3 separate regions of the Homo sapiens genome follow, and regions 1 and 2 are each linked to region 3. Evidence: read pairs that join two places in POLR2A ChIA-PET (ENCODE). Cell type or tissue: Panc1. All regions are shown on one strand. Each heading gives the region's core, and the rest is flanking DNA. Links, peaks and the distances in the headings are about the cores only. Region 1 overlaps RINL (Ras and Rab interactor like). Region 2 holds the start of SELENOV (selenoprotein V). Region 3 holds the start of FBXO17 (F-box protein 17).

What was found. Peaks named below come from ENCODE experiments on the same cell type or tissue, not always from the same donor. Only the 100,000 strongest peaks of a DNase experiment are listed, where the experiment ranks them.
Region 1: POLR2A ChIA-PET joins it to region 3 with 10 read pairs; 5 of 35 experiments call an interaction of 5 or more read pairs at or near these places.
Region 2: POLR2A ChIA-PET joins it to region 3 with 14 read pairs; 2 of 35 experiments call an interaction of 5 or more read pairs at or near these places.

Annotation. Positions count from the first base shown.
Region 1 is chr19:38,859,313-38,869,579 of GRCh38, reverse strand. RINL (Ras and Rab interactor like) reads left to right here. Exons shown (of 12, transcript NM_001195833.2): 10 at 1-7; 11 at 170-333; 12 at 414-1,750. The coding sequence ends at 476. Among named protein-coding and RNA genes, the nearest start is that of RINL, 14 kb to the left of the region's middle. RefSeq lists enhancers at 1-159, 230-289, 3,302-3,877, 4,437-4,731 and a silencer at 9,262-9,430. In Panc1, for the core only: no CTCF peak of the experiment used is centred there; a DNase peak (open chromatin) is centred at 4,669; H3K27ac peaks cover 1,464 bases.
Region 2 is chr19:39,515,125-39,525,962 of GRCh38, reverse strand. It overlaps SELENOV (selenoprotein V), which reads right to left and starts at 10,824. Exons shown (of 6, transcript NM_182704.2): 1 at 9,942-10,824; 2 at 7,331-7,355; 3 at 7,170-7,223; 4 at 6,986-7,060; 5 at 6,793-6,892; 6 at 5,288-5,817. The coding sequence starts at 10,750. The coding sequence ends at 6,815. RefSeq lists silencers at 1,267-1,467, 5,480-5,774. In Panc1, for the core only: no CTCF peak of the experiment used is centred there; no DNase peak of the experiment used is centred there; H3K27ac peaks cover 312 bases.
Region 3 is chr19:38,970,492-38,981,329 of GRCh38, reverse strand. It overlaps FBXO17 (F-box protein 17), which reads left to right and starts at 5,588. Exons shown (of 6, transcript NM_024907.7): 1 at 5,588-5,744. RefSeq lists enhancers at 3,042-3,141, 3,592-3,641. In Panc1, for the core only: no CTCF peak of the experiment used is centred there; DNase peaks (open chromatin) are centred at 3,127, 4,649, 5,129, 5,939 and 1 weaker place; H3K4me3 peaks cover 2,830 bases; H3K27ac peaks cover 4,428 bases.

The sequences.
Region 1 (10,267 bases), core at 959-8,958, 110 kb after region 3:
GGAGAGGGTGAGCCCCCAACTCCAGAATGCTGGAGCCCAGCGATCCAGTACCTCCGGGATCCCAAACAGCCTCCCCCCGCAGCAGGAGGGACGGCAGGCAAACTGCAGGGGGATTTGGGGCGACCAGGGAAGCCGAGAGGGCGGAGCTGACTTCCCTTTCTGTCCCCAGCTGGGTACTACCTGACCACGTGGTTTGGGGCGCTGCACCACATTGCCCACTACCAGCCCGAAACAGACCGCGCTCCCCGGGGGCTCAGCTCCGAGGCCCGCGCCTCCCTGCACCAGTGGCACCGCAGGCGGACGCTGCACAGAAAGGATCATCCCAGAGCCCAGGTGACTGCCCATCTGGCTGCAAGTAGAAGGGAGGGTGAGACCTGGTGCCCTTCTGACCCAGCTCCCACCTCTCCCCACAGGCCAACCTGCCCTTTAAGGAGCCATGGGCAGAAGAGACTGTGACAGGGACCAGTGACAACTAGGGGTTTCACACCCCTCCGTTCATGCCTGTAATCCCAACATTTTGGGAGGCCAAGGTGGGAGGATTGCTTGAGCCCAGGAGTTTGAGACCAGCCTGGGCAAAACAGTGGGACCCCCATCTACCAAAAAAAAAAAAAAACAAAAATTAGCCGGGCGTGGTGGCGTACTCCTGTGGTACCAGCTACTCAGGAGGCTTTGCAGTTTTAGACAGGCGTATCAGAGAAAGCCTCACTGAGGTGACATCTGCAGAAAGGCCTGAAGGAGGGGAGGGGAAGGGAGGAGCAGAGTGGGTATTAGGAAGAGCATTCCGAGAAGCAGGATGAGCCAGTGCAAAGGCCCAGAGGTAGGCTGTTCCCTTTTCCTGGGACCCCTCCCTCCTCCTTGCTGCTCCTAAACCACATAGGTCAGGAGTCTGGACTGACCCAGGTACGTCTGGCATCTTGCTTGAGGAACAGGGGGTTTTGTTTTGTTTTGAAAGAACGTCTCTGTCTGTTGCCCAGGCTGGAGTGTAGTGGCATGATCTCGGCTCACTGCAGCCTTAACCTCCTGGCTCAAACAAGCCCCCTGCCTCTGCCTACCAAGTAGCTGAGACTACAGGCACCTACCACCGTGCCTGTCTAATTTTTAAAATTTTTTATAAAGATGAGGTCTCTCTTTGTTGCCCAGGCTGGTCTCAAACTCCTAACCTCAAGCAATCTGCCCACGTCGGCCTCCCAAAGTGCTGAGATTATAGGCGTGAGCCACCGTGCCCAATTGTGATCGTTTTTCCCAAAGAATGTATCACATGCTAACAAACCATATATTTATGTATTTCATTGTTCATAGTAACTACAATTTAAAAAACTAAAAAGAAACAAGTGAGGCCGGGTGCGGTTGCTCATGCCTGTAATCCCAGCACTTTGGGAGGCCAAGGTGGGCAGATCACCTGAGGTCGGGAGTTCAAGACCAGCCTGACAAACATGGAGAAACCCGTCTCTACTAAAAATACAAACTTAGCCGGGCATGGTGGCGCATGCCTGTAATCCCAGCTACTCCGGAGGCTAAGGCAGGAGAATGGCTTGAACCCGGGAGGCGAAGATTGCGGTGAGCGGAGATTGCGCCATTGCACTCCAGCCTGGGCAACAAGAGTGAAACACCATCTCAAAAATAAATAAATAAATAAAAAGAAACAAGTGAAGTTAACGTTAATAATAATATATTTGATTTAACACAATGTATCCCAAATATTATCACTTCAACATGTATCCATATTAAAAAGTTACTGACATATTTAAAACTTTGTATGTTTGTGTGTGTGTATGCTAAAGCTTTGAAATTTACTGTGCATTTTACACTTAATCACATCACAGTTTGGACTAGTCACATTTCAAGTATGCACTAGCTACATGAGGTATCTATCTGTGTCTATACGTATAGATATATCTATATATAGATAGATTTATATATTTACAAAAATAAAAAATAATTTATATATAAATTAAAATATTTAATTTATAATCATAATAATTATATTAATTTATAAAATAATATAAATATTATAAAACAATAATATAATAATTTATATATATATAACTTTTTTTCAATTTGTAAATAAACTGGACAGCCTCCAAACCACAATAGGTTCAGAGAGGCTCCTGACGTTGGCTTTTTTTTTTCTTACCTCACATGTGTAGCAGCTGGACTGACCCTGGCTGTTCGAAGAGCCCTGGCCAGTTGTCCTGTGGACAGTCCCAGTTTCTGGCCTCGTCTGCTGCTTCCTCATGATTAAAATCTGGTCTTGCAGCTGTGGGGAAGAATACTCCGCAGGGACGCTGTGTCCTTCTCGGTACCTGAATCCCATCAGGGGCCGTGATTGGTAAAGCTAACTTTGACCATTGAGCTAAGGAGATAGGCTAGTCGGCTAGAGCTGCCATCAAAAAGACCACAGATGGCCGGGTGCGGTGGCTCACGCTTGTAATCCCAACACTTTGGGAGGCTGAGGCAGGTGGGTCACGAGGTCAGGAGTTCGAGACCAGCCTGGCCAACATGGTGAAACCCCGTCTCTACTAAAAATACAAAAAAAAAAATTAGCCGGGCATGGTGACGCGCCTGTAATCCCAGCTACTCGGGAGGCTGAGGCATGGTGATGCGCGCCCATAATCCCAGCTACTCAGGAGGCTGGGGCAGGAGAATCGCTTGAACCTGGGAGGCGGAGGTTGCAGTGAGCTGAGATTGTGCCACTGCACTCCAGTCTGGGCGACAGAGCGAGACTCTGTCTCAAAAAAGAAAAAAAAAAGATCACAGACTGTGTGGCTTAAACAACAGAAATTTATTTCCTCCCAGTGAAACTGTGTTTGCAAAATTATGACTGAGACAGTGAAAGAGATCTAACATAATTGACTCCATCTTGCTTCTAATCTCCAAGCTGTCCTTGTTCATTCCTAGATGTAGGCCGAACTAACTTTGAGAGAAAGAGTTTATAGTTTAAACAAAGTTGAAAACAGCCCTTTCCAAAGCAGAACTCCCTCTTTTTTTCTTTTTTTTTTTTTGGTGAGACAGAGTCTGGCTCTGTTGCCCAAGCTGGAGTGCAGTGGCACAATCTCAGCTCACTGCAACCTCCGCCTCCCGGGTTCAAGCAATTCTCCTGCCTCAGCCTCCTGAGTTGCTGGGACTACAGGTATGTGCCACCACGCCTGGCTAATGTTTGTATTTTTAGTAGAGACACAGTTTCACCATGTTGGCCAGGATGGTCTCGATCTCTTGACTTTGTGATCAGCCCACCTCGGCCTCCCAAAGCGCTGGGATTACAGGCGTGAGCCGCCGCGCCCAACAGCAGACCTCCTTCTTGTCTGGGAACTAGATTGCCTTTGTAGGACTAACATTAATCATAAGATTAGAAATTATGGTTTAGGAGTCATGCAGCCAGAGGCTACAAGATTCTGACCCTCCCTAAACTGCTCCTAAGATCAGTGCTTGGAACATTGTGCAGACCCTGCGCTTGATGGATCAGTGGGCACCACCAGATCAATAAACTGGCTCTTCTGATCTTGTGGCCCCCTATACAGGAACTGACTCAGCTCAAGAAGACAGCTTCGACTCCCTATGATTTCATTCCTGAGCAATCAACACTCCTGGCTCACTAGCTTCCCCCCACCCACCGCGTTGTTGTTAAAAGCTCTGATCCTAGAATGCTCAGGGAGACTGATTTGAGTAATAATACAACTCCGGTCTCCCGCACAGCGCACAGCGGGCTCTGGCTCCTCTGCGTGAATCACTCTTTTTTTTTTTTTTTTTTAAGGCGGAGTCTTGCTGTGTTGCCCAGGCTGGAGTGCAGTGGCGTGGTCTCAGCTCATTGCATCACTGGAAGCTCCGCCTCCCGGGTTCACGCCATTCTCCTGCCTCAGCTTCCCAAGTAGCTGGGACTGCAGGCACGTGCCGCCACGCCCGGCTAATTTTTTGTGTTTTTAGTAGAGACAGGGTTTCACCGTGTTAGCCAGAATGGTCTCGGTTTCCTGACCTCGTGATCCGCCCACCTCAGCCTCCCAAAGTGGTGGGATTACAGGCGTCAGCCACTGCGCCCAGCGAATTACTCTTTCTCTATTGCAATTCCCCTGTTTTGATGTATGGGCTCTGTCTAGGCAGCAGGAAACGTGAACCCCTTGGGCGGTTACAATAGTTCCAGTTCGAGGTGTCAGCACAATAGACTTCCTTCTGAGGGCTCTCTCCTTGGCTTGCAGATGGTCATCTTCTCCCCTTGTTTTTTGTTTTATTTTTTGTTGTTTGTCGGTTTGTTTTTGAGACAGGGTCTCACTCTGTCGCCCAGGCTGGAGTGCAGTGGTGTGATCTAGGCTTACTGCAATCTCCACCTCCCACGATCCTCCCACCTCAGCTTAGTAGTACTAGGACTACAGGTGCACACCACCACCATGCCCGGCTAATTTTCGGTATGTTTTGTAGAAATGGGGTTTCGTCATGTTGCCCAGGCTGGTTTTGAACTCCTGACCTCAAGTGATCCACCCGCCTCGGCCTCCCAAAGTGCTGGGATTATAGGCGTGAGCCTTTGAATTCTTGCATCATCTGTGGGTGTCACCTTGAGACCTGGTGACCAACCTGTTCCTCAACACCTTTCACCCAATGCTTTTAGCACTTCTCTGTTGTTGCTGAATCATTGGATTTATTTGTACTATTAGAGTCTATGTGTGCCAACTGACACTGGTTTTCCACTTCCTGGAGTGAAATGACATCTCCTGTTTAAATAAATGTGTTGAATTAAAAACAAAAGAGTGGGTTGATTTAAAGAAAATTATTAAGCAGTGAAGTGGGCAGGTGATGCATGAATGTGTGGCAAAAAAAAAAAAAAAAGGGACGTGAAACTCAAATGGCAGCTGTTTGGGGTATCGCTGGTTGAGGGCTTAGGGTCAAACTCAAGCTCCTGTTTGCTGTGGAGCTCTGGGCTTCATGCTAGAAGTCTCCCCTTGGGCTCTCACTCACATCATGGAAAAATAATTTTTAATAAAGGAAGTGGGCCGGGCATAGAAGCTCATGTCTGTAATCCCAGCACTTTGGGAGGTGAAGGTGGAATGATTGCTTGAGCCCAGGAGGTCAAAGCTGCAGAGCTGTGATCACACCACTGCACTCCAGCCTGGGCAACAGAGCAAGACCCCACCTCAAGAAAGAAGAAAAAAAGAAAAAGGGAGGAAGTGAACAAAGGAAGTGGTCATACCAAGCACACAGGGTTTTTTTGTTTTTGAAAAAAAAAGTTCTAGTCCACGAAAAAAGATTCAAAGAGAAAAGTCAGAAAGCCCTTTTAAATATATATATATATATATATAAAACTTGGGGCCGGGCATGGTGGCTCACGCCTGTAATCCTAGCACTTTGGGAGGCCGAGGCGGGCAGATCGCGAGGTCAGGAGTTCGAAACCAGCCTGGCCAACATGGTGAAACCCCGTCTCCACTAAAAATACAAAAATTAGCTGGGCGTGGTGGTGCACCCTTGTAATCCCAGCTACTGGGGAGGCTGAGGCAGGAGAATGGCTTCATTGAACCCAGGAGGCAGAGGTTGCAGTGAGCCGAGATCGTGTTACTGCGCTCCAGCCTGGGTGACAAGCAAGACTCAGTCTTAAAAAAAAAAAAAAAAAAAAAAAAAAAAACTTGGATATTAGCTTTTGATTAAGCTGACTTCTAACTATAAAGCTCTTTAAAATAACTACTCTTAAATTTCTTATTACCAGATTAAATTTCTTATTAAAATAAATAAATTTATTTATTTATTTATTTTATTTTTGAGATGGAGTGTCTGTCTGTTGCCCAGGCTGGAGTGCAGTGGTGCAATCTCAGCTCACTGCAACCTCCGCCTCCTGGGTTCAAACAATTCTTTTGTCTCAGCCTCCCAAGTAGCTGGGACTACAGGCAGACACCACCATGTCCGGCTAATTTTTGTATTTTTAGTAGACATAGAGTTTCACCATATTGGTCAGGCTGGTCTCGAACTCCAGACCTCAGGTGATCCACCCGCCTTGGCCTCCCAAAGTGCTGGGATTACAGGCGTGAGAGCCACAGTGCCCAGCCGTATTACCAGCTTTTAGTTGGGACAAACAGCTGGTATTCCTGGCTTGTGAACTTCTTCACCACAGGTACTCTCCCAAGTGAAACCTATAAGCCTTAACCAAGGTTATGACTTAACCAAGGATGCAGGGCATCTACAGCCGTCCTCCCAAGATCTAGAACCACTGCAAAGACAGCTCAAAGAAAGGAAAGTTTTGCTAGCTGCCAATGGAGTACAGCTCACATTTCTCTCTGGCCATATTCTCTAGGGTCTCCGCTCCACAGAGTTGACTGTTTACTCACAAAGGCCCAAAAGTCCTGAACGCCCTCACAGATGGAAGATAGGAAATAAAAAGTTGTCCGTGGAAGCAAAAAGAATCAATAGCGAGACCGGGCGCGGTAGCTCACGCCTGTAATCCCAGCACTTTGGGAGGCCGAGGCGGGTGGCTCACTTGAGGTCAGGAGTTCGAGACTAGCGTGGCCAACATGGTGAAACCCCATCTCTACTAAAAATATAAAAATTAGCTGGGCGTGGTAGCAGGCGCCTGTAATCCCAGCTACTCGGGAGGTTGAGTCAGGAGGATCACTTGAACCTGGGAGAAGGAGGTTGCAGTGAGCCAAGATAGCACCACCGCACTCCAGCCTGGGCACAACAGACCAAGACTCTGTCTCAAACAAAAGAAAAAAAAAGAATTTCAGGAACTGGCCTTAGGAAGTAACCGAGGGTGTGAGTGTCCCAGCTCCGGAAGGAAAGCTGAACAATTGATTTACAGCCTTGTTGCACCTGCCAGAACACCATGTGGCCCATTACTCAAGATAACCATCGCAGCCAGACAAGTGTCCTCATGAGTGCTCTACTCCTCACATGTTTTGCCCAGCTCAGCCTGTATATCCTCCCGCTAATGTCAATTCCAGAGCTTTGCCTAATAAAAAAGCCCTACTGGCTCTTTTCCAAGAGTCAGCCAGCAAATTTGCTCTCTTTCTCTTGTGCTGTCTCCCTCATACCCAGGCATAAACTCCAATGAAGTCTTGTCTGGGAAAACTGTTTTGGCCTCAAGTCAATTTCAGTTGCATTCAGATCCCAAGAACTTGTGGTCTGTAACACTGGGCGGGGGACAGTGAAAAACAGAGGGTTTACAAGGAGGCTCAAGAAAACTTCTGCAGGCGTGGTGGTTCACACCCATCCCAGCACTTTGGGAGGCCAAGGCAGGGGGATCACTTGAGGTCAGGAATTCAAGACCAGCCTGGGCAACATGTTGAAACCCTGTCTCTACTAAAAATATAAAAATTAGCGGCTGGGTGTGGTGGCTCATGCCTGCAATCCCAGCACTTTGGGAGACCAAGGCAGGCAGATCACCTGAAGTCAGGAGTTCAAGACCAGCCTAATCAACATGGAGAAACCCCGTCTCTACTAAAAATACAAAAAAATTTAGCCAAGCATGGTGGCACATGCCTGTAATCCCAGCTACTCAGGAGGCTGAGACAGGAGAATCGCTTGAACCTGGGAGATGGAGGTTGCAGTGAGCCGAGATCACACCATTGCACTCCAGCCTGGGCAACAAGAGCAAAACTCCATCTCAAAAAAAAAAAAAAAAAAAAATTAGCTGGGCATGGTGGTGCATGTCTGTAATCCCAGCTACTAGGGAGGCCGAGGCAGGAGAATTGCTTGAACCCAGGAGGTGGAGGCTGCAGTGAGCTGAGATCATGCCACTGCACTCCAGCCTGGGCGACAGAGCAAAATTCCGTCTCAAAAACGAAAAGAAAACTTCTGTGGGTGTGGTAGCTCACTACTGTAATCCCAGCATTTTGGGAGGCTGAGGCAGGAGGATTGCCTGAGGCCCGGAGTTTGAGATCAGCCGAGGTAACGTAGCAAGACCCCATCTCTACCAAAAAAACAAACAAAAAAAAACCCAATTATATTTATATATATAATATATATATAATATAGTATATATTATACACTATATATAATATAGTATATATTATATATACTATATATGATATGCTATATATAATATAGTATATATTATATGCTATATATGAGATACTATATAATATAGTATATATAATATATGCTATATATGATATACTATATATAATATAGTATATATAATATATGGTATATATAACTATTATATATAATATATAGTATATATAGTGTGTATATATATAACTATATATATATTTTATATACATATATATTATATATATATATATATAAAATGGCCATGGGGTGGCAGGAACCTGTAGTCCCAGCTACTTGGGAGTAAGCCACAGTGAGCTATAATCACACCACTGGACTTCAGCCTGGATAGCAGAGCAAGACTATCTCAAAAAAAAAAATAAAAAACAAAAAACAAAAAAACAAAAACACTTCCTGGGGATGATGAATACTGTTTTTACCTTGTGGTCACTATCTTGATTTGTGGTGATGGTTTCCCAGGTGTATATGTAAGTTAAAACTCATCAATTGTACACTTTAAAGGTCTGGTTTCTCACATATCAGTTAGACCTGATTGAAGCTGGGGGCGGGGAAAGGTAGGGAAAGGGTCAGGACTGCGTAATGCAAATGAGAAACTTTCCTCTAAGGGGTGGCTTTCCCCACTGGTCCCTGAGGGTGTCTGAGTTTTCAATCTGAAGCACAGCAGACCGTGAAGCTATTTCTGCTTGGAGCCGGAGGAGGCTTAACAACAAAAAAGAAGAAAGCAGGTCGGGCACAGTGGCTCATGCCTGTAATCCCAGCACTTTGGGAGGCCGAGGCAGGCGGATCGTAAGGTCAGGAGATAAGAGACCAGCCTGGCCAACAAGGCAAAACCCAGTCTCTACTAAAATTACAAAAATTAGCCGGGCATGGCGGCGGGCGCCTGTAGTCCCAGCTACTTGGGAGGCTGAGGTAGGAGAATCGCTTGAACCTTGGAGGTAGAGGTTGCAGTGAGCCGAGATTGCACCATTGCACTCCAGCCTGGGCGACAAGAGCTAAACTCCGTCCCCCAAAAATAAAAATTTAATTTAATTTAAAAAACATGGGTGAAACTTGAAAACATGCTAAGAGAATCAGACACAAAAGGCTACATACTATATTTTTCCATTTATATGATGTGGGTGAAAGATTACCTAGGTGCCGAGGCAAGAGACTGAAGGCACAAACTGTTTCAGTATAATAAAGAAAATAGTTAGAATAAGAATAGTCATAATACAAATTAGATATAGAGATGATCATGGACAATTATCAATCATTATTATAAACATTATTAATCATTAGCTTTTAATATTACTCTTTGTTGCATTACTAATATACCCTAAGGATAACCGGTGGGTATAGGGTCAGGTGCTGAAGGGACATTGTGAGAAGTGACCTAGAAGGCAAGAGGTGAGCCCTCTGTCACGCCCACATAAGGGCCGCTTGAGGGCTCCTTGGTCAAGCGGTAATGCCAGTGTCTGGGAAGACGCCCATTACTTAGCAGACCGCGAAAGGGAGTCTCCTTTCCTTGGAGGAGTCAGGGAACACTGCTCCACCAGCTTCTTCTGGAAGGCTGGATATTATCCAGGCCTGCCTGCAGTCACCGGAGGCCTAAACCCCTCCCTGTGGTGCTGTGCTCCAAAGGTCACGCTCCTTGTCCACTTTCACGTTCCTCCCGTACTCCTGGATCCTCTTTGAAGTTGGTAGTAGATAGCGGTAGAAGAAATAGTGAAAGTCTTAAAGTCTTTGATCGTTCTTATAAGTGCATAGAAGAAAACGCTGACGTATGCTGCCTTCTCTCTCTGCTTTGGCTACCTAAAAGGGAAGGGCCCCCCACCCCCGTCCTATGATCACGTGACTTGCTTCACCTTATCAATCACTTAGAGGATTCACCCTCCTTACCCTGCCCCCCTTGTCTCGTATGCAATAAATATCAGCGCGCCCAGCCGTTCGGGGCCACTACCAGTCTCCACAACTTGATGGTAGTGGTCTCCCGGGCCCAGCTGTTTTCTCTTTATCTCTTTGTCTTGTGTCTTTATTTATTACCATCTCTCATCTCTGCACACGGGGAGAACACCTGCTAAGCCCCGTAGGGCTGGACCCTACAATATGAAATGTCCAGACTAGACAAATCCATAGAGACAGAAAGTAAATTGGCGGCTGCCGGGGGCTGAGGGGAGTGACTGCTGAAGGATATGGAGGCTGGGCACAGTGGCTCACGCCTGTAATCCTAGCACTTTGGGAGGCTGAGGTGGGCGGATTGCAACGTGGCAAAACCCCGTCTCTACTAAAAATTCAAAACACTAGC
Region 2 (10,838 bases), core at 1,056-9,055, 550 kb before region 3:
GCACCACCAGGCCCGGCTAATTTTTGTTTGTTTGTTTGTTTGTTTTTTGAGACGGAGTCTTGCAGTGTCACCCAGGCTGGAGTGCAGTGGCGCGATCTCGACTCACGTGCAAGCTCCGCCTCCCAGGTTCACGCCATTCTCCTGCTTCAGCCTCCCAGGTAGCTGGGACTACAGGCGCCCCCCACCACGCCCAGCTAATTTTTTGTATTTTTTTTTATAGTAGAGATGGAGTTTCACCGTGTTAGCCAGGATGGTCTCGATTTCCTGACCTCGTGATCAGCCCGCCTCAGCTTCCCAAAGTGCTGGGATTACAGGCGTGAGCCACCGCGCCCGCCCTGCTGCTTAACGTATTTTGAAGCTGTTAATAGGTACATACAGTTTAGAATTGTACCATCCTCCTGCCCAATTAAAATGTTTATTATTCTGTAGTTACTACTTCATGTCTACGATGCAATTCTGACACTAGGAGTGAATATTCGTCTTCACAGGTTTAAGGACTCAGTCTTCCACAAGGCTGTCCTCACTCCAGACACCAGCCACAAGCTCTGGGGTTCCCAGACCTCCTTACTCCTGACCAACAGGCTACAAATTCAGGGGGTTCCCACTCCTCCTTCAGGGTCAATAATTCACTAGAGTGACTCACAGAACTGGGGAAAGTGCTATGATTTTATAGTTTTATTATAGCAAAAAAAAAAGAAAAAAAAAGATAAAAATCAAGATTAGCCAAGAAAGAAACACACACATGGCGAGGTCTGGGATGGTCCCAGTGCACAGTTTCCACGTCCTCTCCCTGTGGAGGCAGGACACATCAGTTTTCTGGCACATGGATTTGTGGTGATACGCAGAGTATTCCTAGCTGGGAAAGCTATCTGGGCCTGCGTGCACAAAGTTTTTTTGGGGGGTTTTCATTTATTTTTTTTCTGAGACGGAGTCTTGCTCTGTCACCCAGGCTGGGGTGCAATGGCCTTATCTCGGCTTACTTTAACCTCCACCTCCCAGGTTCAAGTGATTCTCCTGCCTCAGCCTCCCGAGTAGCTGTGATTACAGGCATGTGCCACCATGCCCAGCTAATTTTTGTATTTTTAGTAGAGGCGGGGTTTCACCCTGTTGGCCAGGCTGGTCTCCAACGCCTGACCTCAGATGATCCGCCCACCTCAGCCTCCCACAGTACTGGGATTACAGGCATGAGCCACTGCACCCGGCCTATTGGGGTTTTATTATGCAGGCGTGATTGACTGGATCATTGGTCATGGAACTGAAACTCAATCTCCAGCTTCCTTCCCCTCCCAGACTGTCAAGCTGATACCACGTGGCTCAAAGTCCAGCTTTCTCATAAGCTCATGGTGGCCCTTCTGTCACTGACAGCTGCCATTCTGATTCACCTAATTACCATAAACAAGAAGTGGAAGTGCACCGTTAGTCACCTTTTGAGTCTAAACTATCAAATATGGGCCGGTGGTGGCTCACACCTGTAATTCTGGCACTTTGGGAGGCCAAGGCAGGCGGATTGCCTGAAGTCAGGAGTTCGAGACCAGCCTGAGCAACACAGTGAAACCCCATCTGTACTAAAATACAAAAAAAAAAAAAATTAGCTGGGCGTGGCGGCGTGCACCTGTAGTCCCAGCTACTCGGGAGGCTGAGGAAAGAGAATCGCTTGAACTCAGGAGGTGGAGGTTGCAATGAGCCGAGATCGTGCCACCGCACTCCAACCTGGGAAACAGAGTGAGACTCCATTTCCGAAAAAAAAAAAACAAAAAAACTATCAAGTATGGCCCAAGGGGTCCACCATGTTAACGGTGCACCCCTGTCACTTGGGAAATGCCAAGGATTTAAAGAGTCCCTCCCAGCAACTGGACACAAAGGCCAACTAAATTCTCTACTATACGACAATATCTAATACTGTTTTTTACTTTAATGACTTTTATGTTAACGACAATTTTTTTTTCCTTTTTTTTTTTGAGATGAGTCTCGCTTTGTCCCCCAGGCTGGAGGGCAGTGGCGCAATCTCAGCTCACTGCAAGCTCCGCCTCCCGGGTTCATGCCGTTCTCCTGCCTCAGCCTCCGGAGTAGCTGGGACTACAGGTGCCCACCACCACGCCCAGCTAATTTTTTGTATTTCTTTTTTTTAGTAGAGACGGGGTTTCACCATGTTAGTCAGGATGGTCTCGATCTCCTGACCTCATGATCCGCCCATCTCGGCCTCCCAAAGTGCTGGGATTACAAGCGTGAGCCACTGCGCCAGGACTTTTTTTTTTCCTTTATTGAGACAGGGTCTCTCGATCTGTCGCCCAGGCTGGAATGCGGTGGCACAATCATGGCTCAATCATGGCTCACCGCAGCCTCGACCTCCTGGGCTCAAGCAATCCTCCAGCCTCAGCTTCCTGAGTAGCTGGGACTACAAGCGAATGCCACCATGCTGGGCTAATTTTTGTATTTTTTGTAGAGACAGGGTTTCCCTATGTTGCCCAGGCCAGTCTTGAACTCCTGGCCTCAAGTCATCCTCCCGCCTCTGCCTCCCTAAGTGCTAGGATTACAGGTGTAAGCCACCATGCCTGGCTCCTTTTAATTGCTAACTCATGTTCCTCAAAATATTATCTTTGGGAACTACCTGGGAAATGGTTCAGCATCTTCTTAGTTGACTTCTGTTTAATCATAACACATACTTGGGAACATTCCTAACCAGACATTAATTTAGATGAAATTTCAGACTTGTCAGATGGCAGGAATTTAGGTCCCAAATTTGTGTGAGTGCAGGCTTATTAACAGAAGGCTTTCTTTCAATCATTTGCTCACTAACAAGGTGGAGACTGCTAATCACCCCAACTGCCTACCTCTGTGAGAGGGGCATTTTTTCCCAGCCTACCCACTGGAGGGTACTGCCTCCTGGGGTTCCCGGCATCCACATGGTCTCCACTCTGGCATCTCATCCCGCTTGGGCCTTGGGTTCTGTCTTTTCCCTTTACATTTTGAGTCATGCAGGTTCTTGCCATCAAAATTAGCAGATTTCCTCACAGCAAGTACCAACTCCAACACCAACCACTTTTGGATTTATATTTCTGTGAGATTTCTGGACTCCAGGAGTTCCCTTACCTTCCCACCAGCTCAATTTTGCATTAAAAATATTTTTAAAATATTTTAGGCCGGGAGCAGTGGCTCACACCTGTAATCCCAGCACTTTGGGAGGCTGAGGTGGGCGGATCACAAGGTCAGGAGTTGGAGACCAGCCTGGCCAACATGGTGAAACCCCCTCTCTACTAAAGATACAAAAAATTAGCCGGGCGTGGTGGCGGGTGCCTGTAATCCTGGCTACTCTGGAGGCTGAGGTAGGAGAATCACTTGAACCAGGGAGGCAGAGGTTGCAGTGAGCCAAGATCGCACCACTGCATTCCAGCCTGGGTGACAGGGCGAGACTCCGTCTCAAAAAAATAAAAAATAAAAATATTTTATGAGGTATGTTAGGCGTTCTGAACCAGGGTGGTGTCACCAAGTTCATAAAAGTGTGATTAAAGCAAACCCCTGGCCAGGCATGGTGGCTCATGTCTGTAACCCAGCACTTCCGAAGGCCAAGGCAGGTGTATTGCTTGAGCCCAGGAGTTCAAGACCAGCCTGGGCAACATGAGGAGACCCCCGTCTCTACTAAAAATACAAAAATCATTAGCCTGCCTGGTGCAGTGGCTCACGCCTGAAATCCCAGCACTTTGGGAAGCCGAGGCAGACAGATCACGAGGTCAGGAGTTCGAAACCAGCCTGACCAACATGGCGAAACTCCTTCTCTATTAAAAATACAAAAATCAGCCGAGCATGGTGGGGCGCGCCTGTAATCCCAGCTACTCAGGAGGCTGAGGCAGGAGAATGGCTTGAACTCAGGAGGCAGAGGTTGCAGTGATCTGAGATCGCGCCACTGCCCTCCAGCCTGGGGGCAGAGTGAGACTCTGTCTCAAAAAAAAAAAAATCGTTAGCCTGGCATGGTCGCACGTGCCTGTAACCCCAGCTACTTGGGAGGCTGACGTGGGAGCATTGCTTGAGCCCAGGAGTTCAAGGCTGCAGTGAACTGAGATCATGCCACTACGCTCCAGCCTGGGTGACAGAGCGAGACTCTTGTCTCAAAAAAAAAAAACAAATCCCTAACTGTAGGGGGTGGAAAGTATCTTTCACATAGGAAATATCCTCTCATGTTTTATACTGCTTGACACATACAGATTTCACTGAGACAAACCCCATATATGTTTTGGGACTTTCCCCTACCCTCCAGCACTCTGTCTTAGCAGGCATGATAGATAACTTATTTCCTACTCACACCAGCATATCATTTGTATGTACAGGGCCAGCACATTATCCTGTCAGGTGTTGAAAACATCAGGCCTGAGGTGGCTCACGCCTCTAATCCCAGCAGTGAGGCTGAGGTGGGCGGATCACTTGAGGTCAGGCGTTCGAGATCAGCCTGTCCAACATGGCAAAACCCCATCTCTACTAAAAATACAAAAATTAGGTGGGTGTGGTGGTGCATGCCTGTAATCCCAGCTATTCGGGAAGCTGAGGCAGGAGAATTGCTTAAACCCAGGGAGGCAGAGGTTACAGTAAGCCAAGATTGTGCTATTGCACTCCAGCCTGGGTGACAGAGCCAGACTCCATCTCAAAAAACAAACAAAACAGAATTTGTGTTTTCTACTGTGTGAGCCATTGGCAGTCAAGTCTGCTGTGTGAGCCATTGGCAGTCAAGTCTGCTGTTACTAGTAGGCAAAAGCACTCTTAACTGAAATCTACTACTAACTGAAACTTACTAATTCTGTGATAAGCCTTCTGCTAATCCTTTCCCAAGCATAATTTAGTATGTAATTATCACAAAAATTCCACAAGTTAAATAGTGCTATGACGTCTATTTTATGGAGGAGGAAATGGAGGCTCAGAGAGGTGGCGTCCCTTGGTGGTGGTCACACAGCAACTAAGTGGTAAAGTCTGAGCCCCCCCTGCCTTTGCCCTTGACCTCCTGGCATGTGACCACTGACCCCACCATGCCAGGTGCAGAGTACGGAGCCCATAAATGTCCAATGAATGTGAAAATGCCTCTCCTCCAGCCCCAGGTCACAGAGACGCTCCCTACAACACTGGCATTCTAAAACCTATGGGTTTTTTTCCTTTTTTTTTTTTTTCTTGAAACAGGATCTCACTCTGTTGTCCAGGCTGCAATACAGTGGCATAATCATGGCTCACTGCAGCCTCCTGGGCTCAAGCCATCCTCCTGCCTCAGCCTCCCAAATAGCTGGGACCACAGGCACACACCACCACACCTGGCTAATTTTTTATTTTTTGTAGAGTTGGGGTCTCACTATGTTGCGCAGGCTGGAACATAGATCTTACAGGTTTAGAAAGTGGGCCCTGGAGCATAATCGAGTTTGGAGTGTCACGGGTTTGAGTCTGACTGCCATCCCCGTTTCCCTCACAACCCCAGAAAATGCCAATAAGATGGAAGGTTTTCAAAATGTATCTGGAACCAGGGCATGGGAAATGACGAATCCACAAAAGAAACAAACTGCCCTCAGGAGCAAGAGGAGTGGAGGCCAGACAGAGGACTGGAGCTACAGGACTAGCCTTCCAAGCTCCCCTCCCTCCCACCCCTGGGGCCAGAATATCAGGTGACTTCCACAGACCTCAGAGGTGAGTGTGGCGACAGCAGACACAGTCAGACTGGACACAGGGGTGCTGACTCTGCATGTATTCTCCTCTTCCCCTCCCTGAGCTCACCCCAGCCCCAGCCACCATCAGAAAAGGACCTGACTTGGCAACATTTCAGCCCTTCTCATCATCCAGCTGAGACTCCTAAGATGGGAGAGAAAGAAAAGAATTTTAAATAACAATAACAATGACAGCTCCATATAAAAATAAGTGTTTATATAGGGTCTACCATGCCTCAGGCAGTTATACTGTTTCCATGGACTACAATGCCCATTCTAGTTTCCTCACTATTTTTTCTTTTCCTTTTTTTTTTTTTTTTTTTTTTGAGACAGAGTCTCGCTCTGTCGCCCAGGCTGGAGTGCAGTGGCGCCATCTCAGCTCACTGCAAGCTCCGCCTCTCAGGTTCACGCCATTCTCCTGCCTCAGCCTTCTGAGTAGCTGGGACTACAGGCACCCGCCACCACGCCTGGCTAATTTTTTGTATTTTTAGTACAGACAAGGTTTCACCGTGTTAGCCAGGATGGTCTCGATCTCCTGACCTCGTGACCCGCCCGCCTCGGCCTCCCAAAGTGCTGGGATTACAGGGGTGAGCCATCCCGCCCGGCACTTTTTTTTTTTCTTGTAGAGACAGGGTCTTGCTCTGTCACCCAAGCTAGAGTGCAGTGGCCCAGTCAGAGCTCATTGCAGCCTCTAACTCCTGGGCTCAAGCAATCCACCCACCTCAGGCTTTCAAAGGGCTGGGATTACAGGCGTGAGCCACTGTGCCTGGCTAATTTATTTATTTATTTATTTATTTATTATTTTTTGTAGAGACAGAGTCTCATTATGTTGCTCTGGCTGGTCTCGAACTCCTGGGCTCAAGTGATCTGCCATTTTAGCCATCCAAAGTGCTAGACTTGTGCCCTGCCTCCTTGCTATTTTTCAAACTCACTGAACACAGTCCTACCCCAGGGTCTTACAGATGAGGCAACTGAGGCTCAGAAAAGAATGTAGGTGACTTGTCATGATTCTAACAGTGAGAACCGGCTGAGCTAGGATCAGGACTGAGACAGAGCCCTGCCCCATCCTCCTACCCGGCCTCCACCCCTCCCACCGCAGCCTTGGGAGCTCCACGCTCACCTCCAGCTCCACCCCTTGCCGGCTACCTTTTCTTGATTTCCTCATCGATAACGCTCACAATTTTCTGCAGCCTGGACTCGTTCACAAAGCCATCACCCCTCTGGGCACAGAGGGAAGAAAGCACACAGGTCTCCCACCCCCAGGACCTCAGCACCACCCCACCTCCCTGTCCCGGACCTTTACTCAGGATCACCTTCTTGGAATGGACCAGTCTCCCGTTCACAAACACCTCAAACTCCCCTGTAGCCTGGGCAGCTCTGTCCTCCTCCTGGGAGGAAATGGTGAGCGTAGGGGAGGCTAAGCTCTCTCCTCCAAGCCCCTTGGGGATCTCAGATCCCTGACCACCCCCCTCTCCCCCAGGACCCCCACACACTTACAAAGAGTAGGTGATTCGGAAATTGCTGCTCCAGGCTCTTTTTCAGTAGAATGTACTGAGGGGAGGAGATGGGGTCATGGGGTTGCAGGGGAGGGGAAACAGGGACTCCTCCCAGTCTTCCTGCCTCAGGCTCCCCCTACCTCCAAAGCCAAAACTACTCACCCGAAGGCTATAGCTTCAGAGGCCACTGGAGGCCAAGAGCAGGAGGAGAAAGTTAAGAGAGAGACCAGGGAAGACACCGCATCAGTATCTTCCCCAGCTCAGGGCACCCTATGAACACCTGAGTTAGATCATGTTCCTCCCCTGTTCAGAATCCCGAAGTAGTGCCATCTCACGCAGGGGAAAAACCAGTCCTTCCCGTGGCCTGCAAGCCACCACAGGATCTGCCTTCTCACCCCTCTGTCTCCATCTTCTCCCACTTCTCCCCAATTCATTCACCCTGTGCCAGCCACAGAAGCCCCTAGCTCATCTTTCTTTCTCTCTCTCTCTCTTTTTTTTTTGTTTTTTTGTTTTTTTGTTTTTTTGAGACGGAGTCTCGCTCTGTTGCCCAGGCTGGAGTGCAATGGCGCGATCTCAGCTCACTGCAAGCTCCGCCTCCCGGGTTCACGCCATTCTCCTGCCTCAGCCTCCCTAGTAGCTGGGACTATAGGCGCCCACCACCACGCCCGGGTAATTTTTTATATTTTAGTAGAGACCGGGTTTCACCATGTTGGCCAGGATGGTTTTGATTTCCTGACCTCGTGATCCACCCACCTCGGCCTCCCAAAGTGCTGGAATTACAGGCGTGAGCCACCGCGCTGGGCTTTTTTTTTTTTTTTTTTTTTTTTTTTGAGACAGAGTCTTGCTCTGTCGCCCAGGCTGGAGAGCAGTGGTGCGATCTCGGCTCACTGCAACCTTCCACCTCCTGGGTTCTAGCAATTCTCCCACTTCAGCTTCCCAAGTAGCCGGGATTACAGGCATGCACCATCACACCCAGCTAATTTTTGAAATTTTTTATAGAGACAGGGTTTCACCATGTTGCCGTGTTGCCCAGGCTGGTCTTCAACACCTGGCCTCAAGTGATCCACTCACCTTGGCCTCCCAAAGTGCTGGGATTATAGGCCCTGCCCCTAGCTCATCTTTCAATACCCCAGGTATGCCCTGCCTCAGGACCTTTGCACTGGCAGTTCCCTCAGCCAAATGCTCTCCCCACAGCATCCACACAACTCCTTCTCTCCTTCCTTCAGGGCTTCGCTCATATACCCCCTTCTCAGTGAGGCCTTCCTGACCACCCCAGCTAAAACTGCAACCCCCCAAAATGCCTTTTGTTCACAGTACGGATCACCTCCTCACATATGAGATCATTTTCTACAGGTCATATTATTGTTTTTTTGCTTGCCCCTCCACACCAGCCCATGGGAGCCACAAGGACGGGGATCTCGGTCTTGTTCACTGCTGTGTCCCTGATGCCAATAGGACCTGGAACATGGTGGGTGGTGAAGAAGTAGTTGTCGAATGAATACATGAATACACGAATCCATGGAGTCAGAGAAAGAGACAGAAAAGATAAGATGGAGAGAAAGAAAGAGGCCAGAGGTGAGGGAACCGAGATAGGGAGAAGCAGAAACACACAACACTCTGGGAAAGGAAAGACACAGGCTGGGCACGGTGGCTCACACCTGTAATCCCAGATCTTTGGGAGGCTGAGGCAGGAGGACTGCTTGAATGTAGGAGTTCAAGAACAGCCTGGGCAACATAGTGATACTGCCCCCGCACCCCATCCCCGACCCCATCTCTACAACAAAATTTAAAAATTAGGGGCCAGGCGCGGTGGCTCACACCTATAATCCCAGCACTTTGGGAGGCCAAGGTGGGTGGATCACGAGGTCAGAAGATCGAGACCAGCCTGGCCAACATGGTGAAACCCCGTCTCTACTAAAAAAAAATACAAAATTAGCCGGGCGTGGTGGCACATGCCTGTGGTTCCAGCTGTTCGGGAGGCTGAGGCAGGAGAATTGCTTGAACCCGGGAGGCAGAGGTTGCAGTGAGCAGAGGTCGCGCCATTGCACTCCAGCCTGGGCAACAAGAGTGAAACTCCGTCTCAAAAAAAAAAAAAAAAAATTAGGCAGGCATGGTGGTGCACACCTGTAGTCCCAGCTACTCAGGAGGCTGAGGTGGGAAGATCGCTTGAGCCCTGGAGGTCGAGGCTGCAGTGAGCAGTGATTGCACCACTGCACTCCAGCCTGGGCAGTAAAGCAAGACCTGTCCGAAACACAAACAAAAACAAAAGAGAGAGAGAGTGAGGTGGGGAGACAGAGAGACAGAGAGTGGGAGAGACCGCCTGTGGGCAGAGACAGAAGAGGAGGAAGTGAGAGAGAGAGAGAGAGACAAGGGGCCAGAGAGGCTTCCAGGGCAGGAGAGAGGCTGGGAAGGGAAGCCAGAGCCCCTATCATGTGCGGTGTCTTTGGGTTGGTCTTGCTGGGGAGCAAAGTAGATCGATCTGCTCTACTCAGCACCCCATCTCTAGCACAGGCCTGGCACTTGGCCCGCGGGGCACTCAGAAACGAATGAATGAAGCTCAGATCCAAAGCAGGGATTTGAACCTGAAGCTCTCCTGCCCCAAAGAGAATGAGAGACAAGAGCGGGTTTCCAATCTGGGAACTGGAACTCTGGGGCTCTTCCTGAATCCCTCCCCTCGCCCTACCCCAACCCTGACCTCCACGTCCCCGGAGACCCAGCCCCCACTGCCGGCCCTGTCCCCGGGGGTTGGGAGAGGCATGTGTGAGGTCCTCACCAGTAGGTCACTCGAATCAGGACCCTCTTGTCCAGCGCGAAGTTCTCGCTGGAGGAGGGGAAGGTTTCCGTACAATTCTGTAAGGAGATGGCCGACGGGATGGTCCCCAGGATGGGCGAGGGGACAGGACTGGGAATGGGGGGATCCGCCAGCCCGATGGCCGACGGGTCTGCCCTGAAGGTGAAGTCCAGGGTGGGCCCGGGTGAGTTCGCGGCCAGCGGGGTGCGCGTGGGAAGGGGCCCCGGGGCGGGCCCGGCCTCGCTGGAGACCGACGGGATGAGCTTCAGGCTCGGCGCCGGCTCAGGGTCCTCCTCGGGCAACAAAGGCAGCTCCGGAGCAGGTTCCGGGGGCGGATCCAAAGGTAGGGCCGGGGCCAGGTAGGAGTCCAAGACGGGGAGCGCGGCCCGAATCCCTGCCAGGAGCTGGGCTGGGGCTGGGGCTGGGACCCGGACTGGAGGAGTCAGGGTCCGAGCCGGAGTCGGGACCGGAGTTGGGTTCCGGACGGGAACGGGAGTCGGCACCGGAGTAGGGATCCAGGCCGGAGCAGGAGGCGGAACCAGACGGGGGATCCGGGCCAGAGCGGGAGTGGGGACCAGAGTGGGAATCTGGGCTGGAGCAGGAGTCAGGACCAGAGGGGAAGTCCCGGCTGGAGACGGAGTCAGGACTGGAGTCAGGGTCCGGATGGGGGTCCGAGTCCGGACCGGAGTCGGGGTCCGGAGTGGAGTCGGTGTCCGGGTCGGGGTAGAAGCCCGGACTGAGGTTGAAGTCCGCGCCGAGGAGGGGGCTGGGGTCCGCGCCTGGTTATTCATGGGGCCCAGGGGGACCGGGGCAAGCCGGTTGGGGAGTCCCGCCCGCCTTCCCTCTTTGGGCGGGGAGAGCGTCTCCCGCACCGGGTTC
Region 3 (10,838 bases), core at 1,455-9,454:
ATGCCACTGCCCTGGCCTTGCACTGTTCCCAGGTTTGTTGCAGGAGGCACCCTGCCCACTCAGCCCACCAGGGCACAGCTGGATTGCACTCTGGCATGGATCCCACAGCCACCGTGACTTTGCACTCAGCCCCTGGGTGGGAGGGGGTGTGTGAACTAGCAAGTGTGGGGTCCCACTGGCCCCTGCAAGCACTGACACAGGGGCAGGCTCCATGTAGGGTTTGTGGCTGGACCAGGTGTGTTGCAAGCGGCTCCCACTGTGTACTCTGGCGTTCAGACAAGGAGAACACGGCGGCACCCAAACAGGGAAGCCCATGACCCTGAAGTCCCAGAGGTGGTGTTATAGCATGCTAACAGCTCTGTTAGTCCCTCCACAGCCTGACGAAAGGAGGCATGTTAGTAGTTCTGTTATGTTGCCCCACTCTGGCCTGTAGCTCCAGGGCTGGCCTGGTCTTGCCACTGCTTTCTGTTGCATGGGGTGGCCGCTAGGCACCAATCGTGGGGAGCTATGGTGCTACTGCCTTCTTTGTACCTACATTCGGCAGGGTCCCAAGTTCTTGTCCCACGTCCAAGAAGAATGAGATCACACTTACAATCCAAGGGTGAGAAGGGTGGAGAAGATTTTTATTATTAAGTGACATAAAAGCTCTCAGCAGAGAGGGGATGTGAGGGTAGTCCCCCACCTGAAGTCAGGTGGTCTCTCCCTCAGTGTGGCTGGGTCTGGGGCTTTTATGGACTTAGAATGGGGGAGTGCATGCTGATTGGTTTGTGAGTATGCAAAAGAGGCTAAAACAAAGGCACCATTCAAAGATGGGCATGACAGTGTAAAAAACCAATTACGGGCTGGGTGTGGTGGCTCACACCTGTAATCCCAGCACTTTGGGAGGCCAGGGCAGGCAGATCACCTGAGGTCAGGAGTTTGAGACCAGGCTGGCCAACATGGTAAAACCCTGTCTCTATTAAAAATTCAAAAATGAGCCAGGCGTGGTAGCGGGCACCTGTAATCCCAGCTACTTGGGAGGCTGAGGCAGGAGAATTGCTTGAACCCAGGAGGCGGAGGTTGCAGTGAACCAAGATCATGCCACTGGACTCCAGCCTGGGCAACAGAGCGAGACTCCATCTCAAAAAAAGAAAGAAAAGAAAAAAAAATTAGGGAAGGGTAGGTACATGTAAAATAGATGAAGGGTGGGGAGGAATCAGAGGAAAGTGCACCAAACAGGAAGACAAGTTCTCAATCTGGTCCGTGGATTTATCTGAGACTTGCAGCTTGGCCTTCAGGCTTAAAACTGTCTTTGGCTTGAAGATGAGGTTTCACTGGGGAACCACCCCTATCTGCCAAGGGATTTGACTGCCTCCTGCCACTATCACCACCACAGATAACCACAAGCCAGGATATTAACGTTATGGATGATGGGCCCAGGCAATGCACTGCACAAGGTAAGGGACTGTGAGAACACGTGCCCTATAGCGTAGGCCATCTCTCCAGAGGCTGGAAAGTTAGATTTGTATGTGACATCCGTCCATTTTTCACTGTTTGCAATAATTGCACCATTTTTTTTTTGAGTCGGAGTCTCACTTTGTCGCCTAGGCTGGAGTGCAGTGGAGCAATCTCAGCTGACTGCAGCCTCTACCTCCTGGGTTCAAGTGATCTTCACACCTCAACATCCCAAGTAGCTGGGATTACAGGCATCTGCCACCACTCCAGGCTAATTTTTGTATTTATATTTGTATTTTTTTATATTTATTTATTTTTGAGACAAACTTTTGTTCTGTCACCCAGGCTGGAGTGCAGTGGCACGATCTCAGCTCACTGCAACCTCCGCCTCCTGGGTTCAAGTGATTCTCCTGCCTCAGCCTCCCAAGTAGCTGGAACCACAGGTGCCCTCCACCACACCTGGCTAATTTTTGTATTTTTAGTAGAGACAGGATTTCACTATATTGGCCAGGCTAGTCTCAAACTCCTGACCTTCTGATCCGCCCGACTTGGCCTCCTAAAGTGCTGGGATTACAGGAGTGAGCCACTGCACTGGCCCATTGCACCATTTTTAAAACACAACACCTGACCAGTAATTGCAGAAAAATGGGCAAAGGTGATTAATGACAAACTATGTAGAAAGAAATGCAAATAGCTCTTAAACACATGAAAAGATGACCAATGTCCTCATCTTAGGAGAAATGCGAAGGAAGATACCAGGGCAATACCTTTTTTTGTTTTCTTTTGACTTCTTAGATAGGCAAAGATGTAAACTTCGTTTGTTTGTTTGTTTGTTTTGAGACAGAGTCTTGCTGTGTTGCCCAGGCTAGAGTGCAGTGGCACAATCTCAGCTCAGTGCAACCTCCGCCTCCTGGGTTCAAGCAATCCTCCTGCCTCAGCCCTCCTAGTAGCTGGGACTGCAGACACATGCCACCACACCCAGCTAATTTTTGTATTTTTAGTAGAGACGGGGTTTTGCCATGTTGGCCAGGCTGGTCTCAAACTCCTGACCTCAGGTGATCCGCCTGCCTTGGCCTCCCAAAGTGTTGGGATTACAGGCGTGAGCCACCGCGCCCGGCCTGTTTATTTGTCTTGAGATAGAGTCTTGCTCTGTCACTCAGGCTGGAGTACAGTGGCACCATTACAGCTCACTGCAGCCTTAACCTCCCAGGCTCAGGCGGTCCTCCTGCCTCAGCCCCCCAAGTAGCTAGAACCACAGTCACACACCATCATAGCCAGGTAATTTTTAAATTTTTTGTAGAGATGGGGGTCTCACTATGTTGCACAGGCTGGTCTTGAACTCCTGGTCTCAAGTGATCCTGCTGCCTCCCAAAGCACTAGGATTACAGACATGAGCCACCGTGCCCGGCCAATGTAAACATTTGATAACACATCAGATTGGCAAATGTCAGGGCCTCCTAGTTCAGTTCTTCTTGGTTGATGGGAATGACAGTTGAGGTTTTATTGTGATAGAAGGCTTTAGATTTAATTGGGTAGAAACAGGCCTTGCTCAGCAGAAAGAGCTGCAAAGTAGGCACATCAGCCTGCACCATGTGAGGAGACACCAGGAACAAATGTGACTCCGAGGGAAAGCACGACCAAGACCATAAATAAAACCTCTCTTCCTGTTCAGATCCAAGCACATGGACAGGCTCTGAGTGACAACCGCATTCAGTGGGCTGCCCTGCTAGAGGTTCCCCAGGCCTCTCCACCGGTCCTGAATCATCAGCCTTCCTGAAACTGGCTCTGACCTAAAGCCGAAACCTCAGCAGGTCTGAGGCGGTTACCAGGGCTCCTTATATTGGGTGAGTCAAATCACACTCCCTGCAGGAAAGGAGTCTAAAAACTAGAATACCAATAATAAAGAAACAAGGCCAGATGCAGTGGCTTATGCCTGTAATCCCAGCATTTTGGGAGGCCAAGGCAGGCGGATTGTTGAGCTAATGAGTTCGAGACCAGCCTGGGCAGCATGGCGAAACCTCATCTCTACAAAAAATACAAAGATTAGCCGGGCATGGTGGCGTGCCCCTGTAGTCCCAGCTACTTGAGGGGCTGAGGTGGGAGGATCACTTGAGCCCAGGAGATCAAGGCTGCAGTGAGCTGTGATCATGCCACTGCACTCCAGCCTGGGTAACAGAGCCAGACGCTGACTCAAAAATAAATCAATAAATGAAAAATAAACAATTCCACTTTTTGTAATAATAACAATAAAGAAACAAGCTCAAGTCCATGGGTATCAGCACACTGGTGACACGTGTCAGCACAAGTATGCATTAGCTTTGTAATCATTATAATAACACACAATTGCTTTGTCTATTTGTTAAGGTATTTACAACAATCGCAAACATCTGACATTAGATTTGGGAAGGCTTTAAGCGATGGCTTTTGGAAGGAATGTTGAAATGATTAGGGAAATCTGGTTTCGAGGAAGACTTAGAGGAACAACTGTTTAATGTTTTATCAAAGAACAAAGATTAGTTAGTATTCTTGTCCCTACATATGCAAGCCCCTGGATGTCAGAGAATTGAGCAGCATGAAGAAATGGCTACTTACGGCCAGGCGTGGTAGCTCACGCTTGTAATCCCAGTACTTTGGGAGGCCAAGACAGGCAGATCACCTGAGGTCAAGAGTTCGAGACCAGCCTGGCCAACATGGCCAAACCCCCTCTCTACTAAAAATACAAAAATTAGCCAGGCGTGGTGGCGCGTTCCTGTAATCCCAGCTACTCGGGAGGCTGAGGCACAAGAATTGCTTGAGCCCGGGAGGTGGAGCTTGCAGTGAGCCAAGATCTAGCCACTGCACTCCAGCCTGGGCAACAGAGCGAGACTCCGTCTCAAAAAACTAAAATAAAATAAATAAACCCCCCAAAATCCGGAATGCAAAACAAACCTAGGCCTACGCCTTTCACATAAGGAACTGCGTGTGGATCTGTGCTAAAAACTCTACCAATAATACAGTAATTTTACAACCCACAGCAGAAAATGCTTTCAAAGGCGGTTGTTACAAATAATGTAATAGTAGTCAAATTAGCGTTGGCTCTGAGTCCAGCACTGTGCTCCGCGCTGCACACGCAGTCTCACGCCGTCCTCACGATGGCGCTGTGGGGCCTGGCTGAGGTTTCTAGGGGAAGGGGCTTTAGGGAATCCAGGCTCTCTGGCTGTGTGACCCCTCCAAGCTAGCGACTTGGACTACGTGCAACAGACCAGGTATCTCTGGACTTCAGTTTCTCGGGAGAGGCGTCCATGAGGAGGTCATGCATACAAAGCATTTAGCACAGTGGCAGATATGAGCCAGTGGGCCTGGAGAATGATTTACCAGCGTGGGGGAGGCCTGGCTTCCAGAAAACTAGCTCTGGGGTGTCTGAGATCAGTCACCTTGAGGTCCCTGGTGCAATCTAGGGCCATCAGAAGGGACTGCAAAGACCCAAGGGCAGAGGTAAAGGGAGAAAATGGGTCGCGGCCCCAGCCTGACCGAAACTGAACCTCCGGATTAATTCAGTTGTCTATAGCTGGGGGGATGGGGAGGACAGGGGAGTCCTAAGGTGGAAGGGTACAGGTTTGTCATTGCCACAGAGAGTGCGTGTGGTGAAGGGATTTAATTTAAGATCAGCCCCGGGCTTCTGAGAATCTGGCCCTGGGAAGCAACGTAAATACAAGAAAATCCCTGTGGCCAGGGACTTTGATCCAAGTGTTTCGAATCAGGCCCTGGGTCGGGCTCACAGCTAAGCGGTTTACCAACCGTGGACCTGTGCAGGATCCCATGGATGTGAGGGGTGGAGACGGCCGCAAGCAGGAGGCCAGGACCAGAAGGAAACGGAATTTGGGTGGGGGTGGGGAGCTAGGACCAGTCCCCCCGCGGGGGCGTCTTGGGGATGTGGAACTCGCACACCCAGAGGAGGTGGCTCTCCCAGGGGTGGGCCCCGGATCCTAGGGGCGCGGGGCTGGCCCCGCTCCCCGCTGGCCTCGCGGCAACTGGGCCTCCCCCTCGCTGCACGCAGCCCTCCAAGCTCCCCCGCCCGCCCGCCCTCGCTCCCGCTGGGCCCCGCAGCCGGAGGAGGGGCGGCCTCCCGCCCCCGCCCGCTGGATCTCAGAGTCGCCGCCCCCGGCGCCGGGCTGCAGCCGCCACGCCCCGGGAGAGGACCGACCGCCCAGACCGCCGGTCCCGGGGCCCCCTGGGCCACGCCGATCACGGGGAGCCCCTCGACTGCCTCCCAGAACAAAGTGGGAAAGGGAAGCTTAGCCCGCCGCTGCCGCCTCCGAGCAGCCCGCCAGGTGAGCGCCGGGACAGGTAGGGGACCCAGGTCGGGACCCAAGCGTCAGTCCCGTTCTCGCCCACAGCTGGGGCGCCCCGGGAAGGATTCCCGCGCCAGGCCCTGCCCGGAGGGGCGGGTCCCTGGGAGTCCCATAACCCGCAGCGTCGCTTTCCCGGGCCCTCCCTCGGCCTGAGGCTCCTTTAAACCCAAAGTTATACAAATGCACGTTAGAAAGCCCTAAATCTGGAAGGGCTTTGCTTTGAACGTGGGTGTTCGAACGCCCAGGCCTCTCCATCCCTGCGCTCGTCCGCGGAGGCCACCATCCAAAACCCCTGCCAAACGCTGCAAACCAACACGTGGGCGCAACAGCCCGGGGAAGGCCAGGCCGCTTTTTACCGTTGCTGGATTTTCTGTCTTCTGGCCGTCAGTCCCTTCGCAGAATCTGTGAATCAGAAGCCTTGGAGGGCGGTTTCTCGATTTAGCAACTTGGGCACATTATGTGTTTCGCTGCGGCCCCAACCCTCAATTTAAATTTTGTTCTGCCAAGTTACTTTTGCAATGTTCAGTGATATGTTCGAAAGCTCTGTATACTGCCTCTTCAACTTTAGACAGCGTCTATTTACTCCATATTTTGAAAGACAAATATTATGGGAGTCTAGTTGTAAAATAAATAATACTTCTTTAAAAATGTTCCAGTAATACACGACACTCAGACACGTAGGACAGGACAGAGCTTTGCATGGAAAACAACACGCCTTTAAACAACAACCTCTCCCTCACCACCGCCCCCAACCCCTGTCGGCCAAATACATTTTTTTGTTAACTACATTACTTTTCAAAAATGGCAAGAAGTAACTCGTGATCGCTGGTGCCTCGTTTTTAACTTTTTCCACTTTTTATTCCTCTGGTATCTATTTCCAAATCTTTACAGCATATTTTTGGATTGTTATTTCTTATTTCATCAACTTTTAGACAACGCGTCCATGGATCCCTTGCTAAAAATAGGAGACAACTTTGATCATCTCCGTGGTTTTCCTCCTCCCTATATAATCACCTCCCTGTATAGTCAGGACATTACTTTCGGCTTCTCTATTGGCTACTTTTCTAACATAAAATAATTTTTTTAACTTGTATTTATTGTTCCATTAAATATACCTAGTATCTGTTGACTCTCTTTTTGTAAGGCTTGGCTAAGGAGCTTCTTTTTAAAAAATATATTTTTAGGCCGGGCGTGCGCGGTGGCTCACGCTTGTAATCCCAGCACTCTGGGAGGCCGAGGCGGGCGGATCACCTGAGGTCAGGAATTCAAGACCAGCCTGGCCAACATGAACCCCGTCTCTACTAAAAGTACAAAAATTAGCCAGGCGTGGTGGTAGGCGCCTGTAATCCCAGCTACTCAGGAGGCTGAGGAAGGAGAATCGCTTGAACCCTGGAGGTGGAGGTTGCAGTGAGCCAAGATTGTGCCATTGCACTCCAGCCTGGGTGACAAGAGCAAGACTCTGTCTCAAAAAAAAAAAAACTATATATGTACATATATATATGTGTGTATATATATGTGTATATATATATATGTATATATATATATACACATATATATTTGAGACCCTGTCTCAAATCAAATCAAATCAAATCAAAACTGTGTTGCCCAGGCTGGAGTACAGTGTCGTAATCATGGCTCACTGCAGCCTCAACCTCCTGGGCTCAAGAGATCCTCCCACCTCAGCCTCCTGAGTAACTAGGGCTACAGGTGCACGCCCCCCCACCAAACCCCACTAATTTTTTTATTTTTTGTGGATACGGGGTTTTGCCGTGTTACCCAGGCTGGTCTCGAACTCCTGGGCTCAAGCCATCTGCTCGTCTTGGCCATCAAAAGTCCTGGGATTACAGGTGTGAGCCACCGGCGCCCAAACAAAAAGATATATTTTTAAAATAACATTTTTGTATTTATGTAAATATTAATTTCTTCAATTCTAATCAAATTCTACATATGGCTTAGAAATCAAATAGAAAAGTTTGCCTTAATTTTTTCTATAATAAAAGTATGTAATCTCTTTTAGAAGAATGGAAAACGAAGTGTTTTAGATTAAAAGAGATGAGTGAGACCTGCCACCCCCACTGGTGTTTGAGCCCCCACGGGGATCTTGTTAGGAGGAAACAGCCACAGAAGACCTGCTAGAGACAGCAGGGGAAATTGTTCACGGAGTGGGTATTGATGGCAGAATGAATTTTTGAGGCAGAATCTCTCTCTGTCGCCCAGGCTGGAGTGCAGTGGCACAATCTCGGCTCACTGCAACCTCCACCTCCTGGGTTCAAGCGATTCTCCTGCCTCAGCCTCCCTAGTAGCTGGGATTACAAGCATGTGCCACCACGCCTGGCTAATTTTTTTGTATTTTTAGTAGAGATGGGGTTTCACCGTGTTGGTCAGCCTGGTCTCGAACTCCTGACCTCGTGATCCACCCGCGTTGGCCTCCCAAAGTGCTGGAATTACAAGCGTGAGCCACCACGCCTGGCCAGGTTGCCCTTAATCTTAGGAGATTCATTAGGAAGTACTGAAGAGTAGTTCATCAAGGCCGCCAGGCCGGTGACTTATGCCTGTAATGCCAGCACTTTGGGAGGCTGAGGAGTTCGAGACCAGCCTGGCCAACATGTTGAAACCCTGTCTCGACAAAAATAAAAATTTAGCAGGGCATGATGGCGGGTACCTGTAATCCCAGCTACTTAGGAGGCTGAGGCGGGAGAATAGCTTGAACCCAGGAGGTGGAGCTTGCAGTGAGCCGAGATCGCGCCATTGCACCCCAGCCTGGGCGACAAGAGCAAAACTCTGTCCAAAAAGAAAAGAGAGAGTGCAAATATGGCAAAATATGGAGCAGATAGTGATGTTCATTTGATTACTCTTTCAACTTGTCTATAGAATGAAATTTCATAGTAAAAATTGGGAGAAAATAAAGTAAGATTATTTTGAAACAAAGAAAGAGACAGAAGACATGTATACAGTAGCACAAACTATGGAGTCCAATATACCAAGATTCAAATCCCAGCAGGTTTTTTTTTTTTTTCTTTGAGATGGGGTCTCACTCTGTCGCCCAGGCTGCAGTGCAGTGGCACAATCACAGCTCACTGCAACCTTGACCTCCTGGGTTCAAGCAATTCTCCTGCCTCAGCTTCCTGAGTAGCTGGGATTACAGGTGCGTGCCACCACACCCAGCTAATTTTTATATTTTTAGTAGAGATGGGGTTTCATCATGTTGGCCAGGCTGGTCTCGAACTCCTGACCTCAGGTGATCCACCTGCCTTGGCCTCCCAGAGTGCTGGGGATAACAGGTGTGAGTGAGCCACTGCTCCCGGCCTAGTTTTTTTGTTTGTTTTTTTCTATCATTCTTTTCCCTTGGTCCCAGCTTATAAAACCCACCATTCTCTTACTACCCAGTGGGGGTCTCAGTCTGTTTTGTAAAATGGAGGCTGCCCCATTCAAGAATCTTGAATAAAAGCCCATTAGATCTATAACTAAATTTGTTGTAATTTTGTCTTTTGACATGGCTCTGTTGCTTCTTTGTTGGGTGACCTTGGGCACGTTGCTGTCATCCTCCAAGCCTCAGTTTCCCCATGTGCCTACTTCATGGGGTGGTTTGAGGCTTCTGTGAGATTTTGTAAAGCAATTCCCACATGCCTAGAGCAAAGTAAGTGCTCAGTTAACAGTAGCTGTTAGTATTCTGTGAAGGCATCTCCTTAACTATTATAGCCTGTTCACCTATGACTAACACTGTCAACATAACTGCTGCAGCTGGGCCCTTTTTCTTTTCTTCTTTTTTTTTTTTTAATTGGCACAGGGTTTCACTCTCACCCAGGCTGGAGTGCAGTGGCACAGTCTTGGCTCACTGCAGCCTCAACTTCCTGGGCTCAAGTGATCCTCCCACTTCAGCCTCCCGAGTAGCTGGGACCACAAGTGCACACCACCATGCCTGGCTAATTGTTAAATTTTGTTTGTAGAGACAGGGGTCTCACTATGTTACCCAAGCTGGTCTTAAACTCTTGGGCTCAAGCCATCCTCCTGCCTTGGCCTCTCAAAGTGCTGGGATTACAAGCGTGAGCCACAGCACCCAGTCACCACCCATTTTTCTAGGGATAGATTTGGAACTTGGTATTTTCTTTTTCCTTTTGCAAATTCAACGAATGATCGTGCCAGAGGTTCAGTTTTTGTCCTGCTGTGTTTCGCCTTGTTTTTTCCTAAGCGTGTCTGTCCTTATCCCACATTCTTCTAGTCTCTGATGGCAGCATATGGAGGTGCCCACGTGGACTCCTCCAATCCCATAGCTGGGTGTTTGCTGCTAATCATAGTAACTCCTCACAGTGGCAGCAAACATTTGTCGAGGGCCAGACCCTGATCTCATGAAATTTCCCTACAACCGTGAGGGGCAGGGGTTATTAGAGGTCCATCATCTCTGATCCAAAGCTCTTGGGGCCAGATGCATTTGGGAGTCTAGACTTTGAATTTTTTTTTTTTTTTTTTGAGATGGACTCTCCTTTGTCACCCAGGCTGGAGTGCAGTGTTGTGATCTTGGCTGACTGCCACCTCCACCTCCCAGGTTCAAGCCATTCTCCTGCCTCAGCCTCCCAAGTAGCTGTGATTATAGGCATGCACCACCACACCCAGCTCATTTTTGTATTTTAGTAGAGATGGGTTTCACTATGTTGACCAGGCTGGTCTCGAACTCCTGACCTCAAGTGATCTGCCTGCCTTGACCTCCCAAAGTGCTGGGATTATAGGCGTGAGTCACCATGCCCAGCCTAGACTTTGAATATTAAGCAAGTCATACGGAGCCCATTTGGTATGTTACATAAGTCCCCTAGTAGGGCTGAGGAGCATTTGTGTAATCAAACACTAATAGGCCTTCAGTGAAATGCACGTTCATTCTCAGGGGAGTAACTAAAGACTATACAAAACCTCATGACAGCTCAAGTCAGCTCCTGCCACCAAATGGGTCTGGGAAAAACTGTTGGTTTTCTGAGCTTTTGAACATGTAGATTGTGGATGACAGATGTGGACCTGCATATTTCCCATCTTGCAGAGGGGACATCCTCACACACGAAGAGAGAAAGGGCCAGCCGTGGTGGC